Linked DNA regions of Homo sapiens: region 2 is linked to region 1. Evidence: read pairs that join two places in POLR2A ChIA-PET (ENCODE). Cell type or tissue: PC-9. All regions are shown on one strand. Each heading gives the region's core, and the rest is flanking DNA. Links, peaks and the distances in the headings are about the cores only. Region 1 overlaps SYN2 (synapsin II). Region 2 overlaps SYN2 (synapsin II).

The links. ChIA-PET counts read pairs that join two places held together with the same protein. Peaks named below come from ENCODE experiments on the same cell type or tissue, not always from the same donor. Only the 100,000 strongest peaks of a DNase experiment are listed, where the experiment ranks them.
Region 2: POLR2A ChIA-PET joins it to region 1 with 9 read pairs; 5 of 35 experiments call an interaction of 5 or more read pairs at or near these places.

What each region holds. Positions count from the first base shown.
Region 1 is chr3:12,122,959-12,127,347 of GRCh38, reverse strand. All of the region lies in intron 1 of SYN2 (synapsin II), which reads right to left. Among named protein-coding and RNA genes, the nearest start is that of TIMP4, 34 kb to the left of the region's middle. In PC-9, for the core only: no CTCF peak of the experiment used is centred there; no DNase peak of the experiment used is centred there.
Region 2 is chr3:12,186,293-12,190,681 of GRCh38, reverse strand. SYN2 (synapsin II) reads right to left here. Exons shown (of 13, transcript NM_133625.6): 12 at 3,070-3,313; 13 at 1-192. The coding sequence ends at 57. Among named protein-coding and RNA genes, the nearest start is that of TIMP4, 30 kb to the right of the region's middle. RefSeq lists enhancers at 2,856-2,995, 3,196-3,305. In PC-9, for the core only: no CTCF peak of the experiment used is centred there; DNase peaks (open chromatin) are centred at 2,631 and 2,891; H3K4me3 peaks cover 792 bases; H3K27ac peaks cover 2,993 bases.

The DNA.
Region 1 (4,389 bases), core at 320-4,319:
GTTAGATCAAGGTTAGCCCAGAGTATAAGCTCATGCCTTAATAGAGAAATATGAAGACAGATAGTGCTGTTCTTGCTCTTTTCTCAGTGAATTTGTCCATCCTTTCAGCCACCTCTAATGATCCATTGAAATACACTTCACATTCAAAAGCTCTAAAAAGTAGTTTTAAAAACCAACTCAAGCTGGTTAGCCTGAAAACCTAGTTCATTTTTACCCCTAGTGTTTGGACACATTCCTTTGAAAAGACGTTCATTATGTAGTGCTGTTGTAATGAAATATATTCTATAAGCCTTTCAAAATATTGTAATTCTAATTAATTTACTCATGCAACAAAGATTCATTAGATTAGGCACCTATTATTTGTTCACCTATATGAAAGGCACTTGGTAGGGGGAAGGGGAAGGAAAGACTTTACCCTGCTCTAAAACAAAGAAGAATAAAAATAAATTAGTGTTCGAGAGAAGTACCGTAGATTGTTATCTAAAGTACAAGCACCAAAATTATAACTGCAATGAAATTAATATCAACTAATATCTATTAAGCACTAGTACCTGTGCTAACCACTTTATACACCTTATGAATTAATCCTCATAATGAATTATATAAGGTAGATAGCATTATCTCCCAAATTTACAGATAACTAAGGCACAAAGAGATTAAGTAACTTGTTCAAGGTCATACAACTACTGGGTGGAAGATTCAGGATTTGAAACTAGGAAAACTGACTCCAGAGCAGATTAACCACTTCATACTACAACTAAAATATGGCATTATTCAAAAATTTTTGTACATTAGGAATTCATCTGAATTGTTTTTTCTTCATTTGGGAGGGGATTTACCCACAGGGCTTCTAATATTTTCAGGGTCTGACAGTGTAGAAATTAAACAGTAGGATTTCAATATGTGATGTGGAAAGGGCATTTCAAGTGACTTTAACAAAGGTAGTACAGCATGAAAGTGAAATTCACAAATCACTGCCCAGTGGTGGTGCAGTTATCGTATAATACAGAATATACATATGGCAGACAGGAAGTGCCAGGGCAACAGGGATAAAGTAGGATAAAGCCAGTTCCTTGCTTCTTGGTTTGCCAATGGCCAGGAGAGGGACTTCTGCCGATCTATGAAGCACATCATTTGGAATTTGGGGAATGATGAAGCAGAAACCTTGACAGTACTCTCTAGAAGCGAGATTTCTACTTAAATATTGTTTCCCCAGTTTCCAGATTCTGTGCTTTAGAGAGTTTCCTAAAATACAGCTAAAAGCCTGAGGCCAAGAGTAGCTTTCCCCTTATGTGTAAACAATTTTGGTATATGACTATCTTCACTTGAGTGACTTAAAGACTCTAGTCTGTCTCTGTCATTCATGTGTAGGAAACTTAAAATGACATCATCATATCCTACCTCATACCCCAATGCAAAAATCTCCTCTGTAATATTTATAACAAGGGGACATCAGAGAAATTTCTCAGTTTTTTTGTGTGTTTTGTGGGTTTTTTTTTTTTTTTCACTTTTAGACAATTCATTTTTTCAAGCTGGGCTGACATTTGCCATTTTGAAGCTTGCTGTTTGATTCTGGCTCTGTCCACATAAAACTGGTCTGCTTCTTTCTTGTCCATGTCCATCCTGTCTGGGACAGTGAACAGGGCCCCTTGAGACCACTTCTTCAGGCTATACTACCCCTATTCTCTCAAACATTCCTCCTATGATAAGGTTTTCAGACTCAGCATGAAATGAAGGCTCCTCTTTGAAAATGCTCTGCTTATGTTCTTAGTGCATGATAATTAAAACCTAATGAAATTCTTCCAGATGGTCAGATCAGACCTGAATAAAGCAGCAAGTATTGGAAGTTGGATATCTCTGAGATTTTATTGAGTGTAGCTTTCTGTTGACAAACTACCACTTAGGGAAAACATAATCTTGGAGAAATGCAAATCTGTTTATTTCTTCAAAGTTATAAATTTTAATCAGACCCAGCAGTATTAAATTTGTTCCGTCACTTTATATTATGCCTTACTGTGGAAAAAATAAACTTAGAATCCTCAGCAGCTGGCTGGGCGTGGTGGCTCACGCCTGTAGTCCCAGCACTTTGGGAGCCTGAGGTGGGTGGATCACGAGGTCAGGAGTTTGAGACCACCCTGGCCAACATGGTGAAAAAGATACAAAAAATTAGCCAAGCATGGTGGCACACGCCTGTAATCCCAGCTACTTGGGAGGCTGAGGCAGGAGAATCACTTGAACCCGGGAGGCGGAGGTTGCAGTGAGCCAAGATTGTGCCATTGCACTCCAGCCTGGGCGACAGGGTGAGACTCCATCTCAAAAAAAAAAGAAAAATCCTCAGCAGCTGTATACATTTCTCCAAACTTAATTTCATTATTTGTCATACAGCTATATTTAAAGAATATAACATACTTGTTTATTTGCTAATTGATCTTAATATTTTTCTATATTAATATACACTGTTGAAATCGCTTGCATATTCCTCCCCAATCCTATTCCTCTACATCCCTTCCCCAGGGATAACTACTCTGAATTAACATTCATTATTCCTGTATGTGTTTTTATATAGTTTTACTACATGTGTATATATCCGTAGACTGAATATAGTACTGTTTTGCTTGTTTGGGGCTTAATATAAGTGATGCTATTTTATATCTATCTGCCTACGACCTGCATTTTTCCCACTCGGTGTTATATTTCTGACATGTATTCATGGTAATATACAAAACCCTGGCCTATTTATTTTTATTACTTGAATACATCACAATTTATTTATCTGTTATGATGGACATTTAGTTTACTCTGAAATTTCTTATTGCAAGTAATGCTGAGTTCATCTTTCTTGTACAGGGGTCCCTTGCACAAGTCATTTCTCTTTAATTTTCTAGTAATTACACATTTTATTTCTATTCTTTTTGTGGTTAGCCTTAACTTCTTTTCTAAAAAAAGGACATACTTTACTTACCTAAACATAACTTTAATCAGTAGCTCTACTCTCCTCCCTAGTTTTAGTATACTTTAGGACTGGTCATTCCCCTTCTCTCTTTACTCTCCTCCTATGTCACATATTATTAGGCAATGTTTTAATTTCACCTCATTTTTATATTCCCTGAATTCGTCAGTTTTTATTACTTTGTACAGTCAAGTTTTTTCTATTTTTATTTTGTTTTGCTTTAGATTTACCCATAGGTTTACCAACATTTTTTGCTCAATTTTGATTTTTTCACGTCACTACTTCCTTTTGGATTCAATTTCCTGTTTCCTGAAGAATATCTACTTTTTGTAGTCCTTTCAGAAGCGATCTCTGAGATGTAAACTTGTCTTTTTTTCTTTTTTCTTTGAGACAGGGTCTTGCTCTGTCTGCCAGGCTGGAGTGTAGTGGTGTGATCATGGCTCACTGCAGCCTCAACCTCCCGGGCTCAAGAGATCCTCCCACCTTAGCCTACTGAGTAGTTGGGACTACAGGCACACACCACCACACTTGGCTGATTTTTTTGTATTTTTTGTAGAGACGGGGTTTTGCCATGTTGCCCAGGCTGGTCTTGAACTCCTGAGATCAAGACCCATTTGCCTTGACCTCCCAAAGTGCTGGGATTACAGGCATCAAACTCCTGAGCTCAAGCTATCCACTCGCCTTGAACTCCCAAAGTGCTAGGATTACAGGCATGAGCCACTGTGCCTGGCCTAAACTTGTCTATAATTGTCTCCATCTTATCCTCGTGTGTGTGTGTGTTTGTGTTTTTCTTTAGACACAGGGTCTCACTACATTGCCTAGGTTGGCCTTGAACTCCCAAGCTCAAGTGATCTTCCTGCCACAGCCTCTCAAGTGGCTAAGACTACAGTGGCATGCCACCATACCCAGCTTTACTCTCACTCTTGAATAAAGGCTTAACTAAGTAGAAAATTCTAGATTGTTTTGTTTTTTCCTCTCAGCTTTTGAGGACAATATTCCTTTGCCTATTTTGCCCCTGCTCTCAGTCCAGTTGTGATTCCTCGTAGGATATCTCTTTTATCTTTGGATGCTCTTAAGACCTACTTTTTGTCTTTGATGCTCTGCAACTTCACTACGACGTGTCTAGATCTGGCTTTATTTTTCTGGAACTTTGATGTGCTTCCCAATTGATGTCTTTTATCAATTATGGAAAAACTTCAACTATTACCTCTGTATATTGCCTCTTTTCCATCCTCTCTATTCCTTCCTTCTATAACTATTGCTAGACACATATTGAATCTTCTCATTGTATCCTCCATGTCTCTTCACTTTGCTTGCATGTTCTTCTCTTTGTCTCTTTGAGAGGCATCATGGGTAATTTCAGCTTTACCTTCCAGTTCACTGGCTTTCTCTTTGGCAATGTCTGATCTACTGTTTATATGGCCATTGGCAATGCTTTT
Region 2 (4,389 bases), core at 261-4,260, 63 kb before region 1:
GTGAATGTCTTAGATGCCTTTCCCGGTTGGGCTGGGTGCCCCGTGTGTCTGAAGAGCTAATCTGAAAAGAGGCTGGCAAAGGACTTCCTCAAGCTCCGGATGGTCTCTGCTTTGGCTTCATCCTCATTGGCTGAAGACCGGAAGAAGGAGGACTCAGAGAAGCTGAAGGCATTTGTCAGGGACTGCGACTTGCTTGAAGATAAAAACCAGAGAGAATGTGAGAGGGTGGTGTTCCCAGCAAGGCAGGGAAGGACGGTGACGTGAGGATACACAGCTAGAACCCCCACTCCCTCCCTGGGAAACCAAGGTGATGGAGGATAATGCCAGAAGTGGCCATGCTACCAAGACCCTGGGAGACTCCTACGCTACTTCCTCAACTTTGGTGCTACTAGAATAGAAAGGGTGGGGACAGTGTGGGAACAAGGGAGAAGGAAAAAAATAAAGAAGGGAAAGAGGAGGAAGAGGCGACTCAAAGGCCGCTTCTTTAATTTAATCTGAAATGCCCAAGGGCTAAATTTCACAGATCCCAACTTGGTAAGAACTAACCTAGGAATCTCACATTACTTTTCTGATGAAAAGAAGTCACAATGGGCCTGTGATGCTGGCATTGTCTTCTCTATCAACTGTCAACTGGTGGAGCCAGATGAGAAGACCTGGGCCAAAGTCTCGTTTTGCCACTCACTCCCTCCTAACTGGAGGCAAGCCACGTGCCTCTCTTTGGGTTCTCATCTGTCAAGTTTGGTAAAATGAAGATCTCTAGGCACTTTTGGCTCTTTCTATTCTGATCTCTTCTCTGATTCCAAAAGAATATATTGGCTTGGCTCAAAACTCTAACACTTCAATTTCCCTGTTCTCTTTTTGTTTGTTTTGTTTTGTTTTTTTTTGAGACAGAATCTCTGTCGCAAAGGCTGGAGTGCAGTGGTGCGATCTCTGCTCACTGCAACCTCCGCCTCCCGGTTCAAGCGATTCTACTGCCTCAGCCTCCCAAGTAGCTGGGACTACAGATGGTTGCCACCATGCCCAGCTAATTTTTGTATTTTTAGTAGAGATGGGGTTTCACTTGGCCAGGCTGGTCCTGAACTCCTGACCTCATGATCCGTCCGCCTCTGCCTCCTAAAGTGCTGGGATTAGAGGCGTGAGCCACCGCACCCGGCAATTTCCCTGTTCTTAAAATGGATGTAGTAACCACCCTTGTAACCCTCCTCAGAAGAGCGCTAATATGAGGTCTATGGGGTTCAGGGTGTCCAGTGGCAAAAGAGATATATATCAGGCCTTTACAAGTTTCTTAGGGAGTTTTCTAATGAGAAAATCCAAACTACAACATTTTAGGGGCCTATTCTCCCCTTGAGAGACTAGTGGTTCACAGAGAAAAACCATGAAGCACAAGGCCATGGGGAGGCCCAGCCTGTACTCCAGGAGAGGACATGAGGTCTGGCTTCTCCAGCGGCCCAGCTTTTCTCCTTCTTGACTCCTACTCACTCCTGCTGCTTTCTGGCTCCAGAACTCTTCTCCTGGTGTCTTGGGACTCTCAGCCCTCCCTTAAATGCTGGGTGCAGCTCAGGAGAAACTCCCTTCTACAGAACTGTGAGCAGTCTCTCTCTGCCTGCAGTGACTGTGAACAGACACCCTGCCTTTCATTAGGGCTGGGAACGAGACCCAACACGCTGGCCTCTGGGAGTGGGGGCACTCCTCAGCCCGCACAGGCAGAGTACTGGGGATGAGCCTCCAGCTTCTCATCAGAGGTTGGCTCTATTCAACAGCTTCAGCCCAGAGGCAGTGACAATCCAAGGATCTGCCCTCACGCGGGGGCTAGAGTTGGCTAGTGGGAAGGCAGGAGGGATTAAAAAAAAGTCAGCAGGCAGGAAACAGCTGGGCTGAAGGGACATTATGTGGCAGGCAAGAGGCAAGAGGTGCCACTGGCCCGAGCTGGGGAGCAAGAGTGGGTGATGCCCCTCCCATCACACGGGACTGGAAGACCCAGAGAAAGTGACCATCTGGACACCTGAGCCCCGCAACCTTGGCTCTGCCACTAATTAGAGGAGTAGCTCGGCTTTGAGAAAAAAAAAAATTTTTCTTTGAGCAAAGTTTTTCTCATCTGCAATGACTACATGATCTCCTAGTGGCTCATTTCAACTCCAGAATTCTCCAGCCCCCTTTTCTCCCTCCCTGAAGAGTCATTTGTTGCCCGTCACCTCACTCTGAGAAGCAGGGGTGTATCACTACCATCCCCTTACCATCCCCCTAAGGCTACGGCTGTCTGTGCTGAAGGTGGTGACAGAAGTCTGCTGGGGACACTGCACAAGCAATCAGAGGCCTCTGTGGGAGAGAGGGCAGAACTGACCATCGTCCACATCCAGGTGCTGTCCCTCCCAAAGACAGCTCTGCTGCTTGCAGGGGTCTGTGCAGTGGGGCAGTGTGGAGGGGCTTCTAGGGTTGATTGCTGGGTGTGGGGGAACCCAAGAGGATGGAGTTCCTCAGCGTCTCTGCCTGGGAACTCCTCTGCTGCCCACACCAGAAACTGACCTCCTTTGGACAGAGCTGAAGGTAAAATGTTGAAATGGATTTAACTACTTCCCTCTTTTCATTCTGGGCAGCCTTACTGATTGCATACTCTGAACTGTGAGTCAGAGGCAGAAAGATTAAAAATTTTTTTTTACAAAGAAAGAAACACACACAAAGAAAAGGAATGGAAAAAAGAGTGGGAGACAGGGTTTAAAATAAACAAACCAAAACCTTAAGCTAGTACAAGACTAGAGAAGGGACAGTGACTCTGCCGTAGTGCCACTTCCCAGGAAGAAAGGGAAGGGGGTTGAATTTCTAGCTAAACTTTAGACTTTCACTTCCCTCTTTCCTCCCTTCTCCAGTGAACCCTAACCACTCCTTTAACCAAACACACACACACACACACACACAAAAACCAAAAACAAACTAACAAAAAAAAACCAAATCCCATCACAAAATATCTGTAGGAGGAGACCTGATTGAAGGTGATTTCTAGCAGCTCTGGAGCCCAAGGCCCACAGGAAGGGTAGGAGGAGGGGAGGGAGGAGCTGCTGAGTTGTCTCTTACTTGAGCTGTGGGTGAGGCTGGGGCTTCTGTGGTGGAGCAGCCAGGGGTGGCTGGGCCTCTGCCAGGGAGCTGCTGCTGGAGGGTGCATCTCCGTGGGTGGTGGGGCCGCCCGGCCGCTGAGGAGCCGAGGAGGAGGAAGAAGAGGAGGAAGAGGAGGAAGGTGGCAGTGATGGTCCAGGGGGGAGCCGGCGTGGAGGCAGCACCTTGCCTGGGGGCTGCATTCCTTGGGGTTGCCCAGGGCCCCCTAGGTTCAGTACAAGAAAAACTTCATAATTTAACCATATAAAAATGTTTCCTTATTAGAATTTATGCCTCAAAGGGTGTGGTTAGTTAATTACCCAAAGGATAAGCTCTATTCCAAGAAGCTGGAGTCTCTGAAGGGCCCTAAAGGGGGTCCTTGGTTAGCTATCCTTGTATATAGCCACTAAGTGCTTCTCCTCAGAAACGGAGCAACTCAGCCACAGCAGCAGTCAGCAGGACAAGGAGGAACCAGGGACGAGCGGCCCCGTCAGAGGCGCACTCTCTCACAGAGGGCCCTAGAATGCAGGGTCCTCTCCCCTCCTCTCTAGAGGTGTCTCAGGCACAGACCACCCTGCTCCAGGGTTTATTGGGAAGTCTCAAGTTCCACATGGCAGATGCAGGAGAGTGTGGTGGAGAGAGCACTGGATCTCAGAAATAGTCTACCAGTGACTCCCTGAGCAAGTCACCAAACTTCCCTGGGCCTTGGTTTTCCCAAACATAAAACTTTAAAAAGTGTAAGCCCTGGTCTTAGTTGTCTTTTAAGGGGTAGTGTTTCAAAGATAATAGGGTTGAGCAAGTTCTTCAAAAAGTATTCCGTACCTTATGATCACCTCGATGGTCACTGACATATGCTGTTTTATGGAGCTGCCCTTGGTCCTGCTCCAAGCCTGCGTGGGTCTGATTGCCAGGCCCACCATGCCCCACCAGGGCTTCATTTTAGCATTAACTCATGCCCACAACCAGGAGAAATCCATTCTTCCTAGGCACTGTTTTGCCTCTCAGTAATATCCTCAAGGGGTTCTAGCAGGATGAACCTCTCAGCCATGTGTGGTAGAATTCTCAAGACATCCAAACCCCACTCTCCCCTGGGGATGTTGTGGGTGCCATTTGGCAAATGAAAGCCCCCCTAAAAAGGAACAGCACACCCTCCTCCCAGCATGAAACACTAAACCATCTGGTGGCCTGGAGAGGAAAAAGGTCCTCCTTCCTCTGGGAGTTGACAGGCATTAAGGTGGTACCAGATTGCCTAGAGTTTGCTGAGGAGGGTCCCAACGCTTAGAAATCAAAAGCCATCCCCAT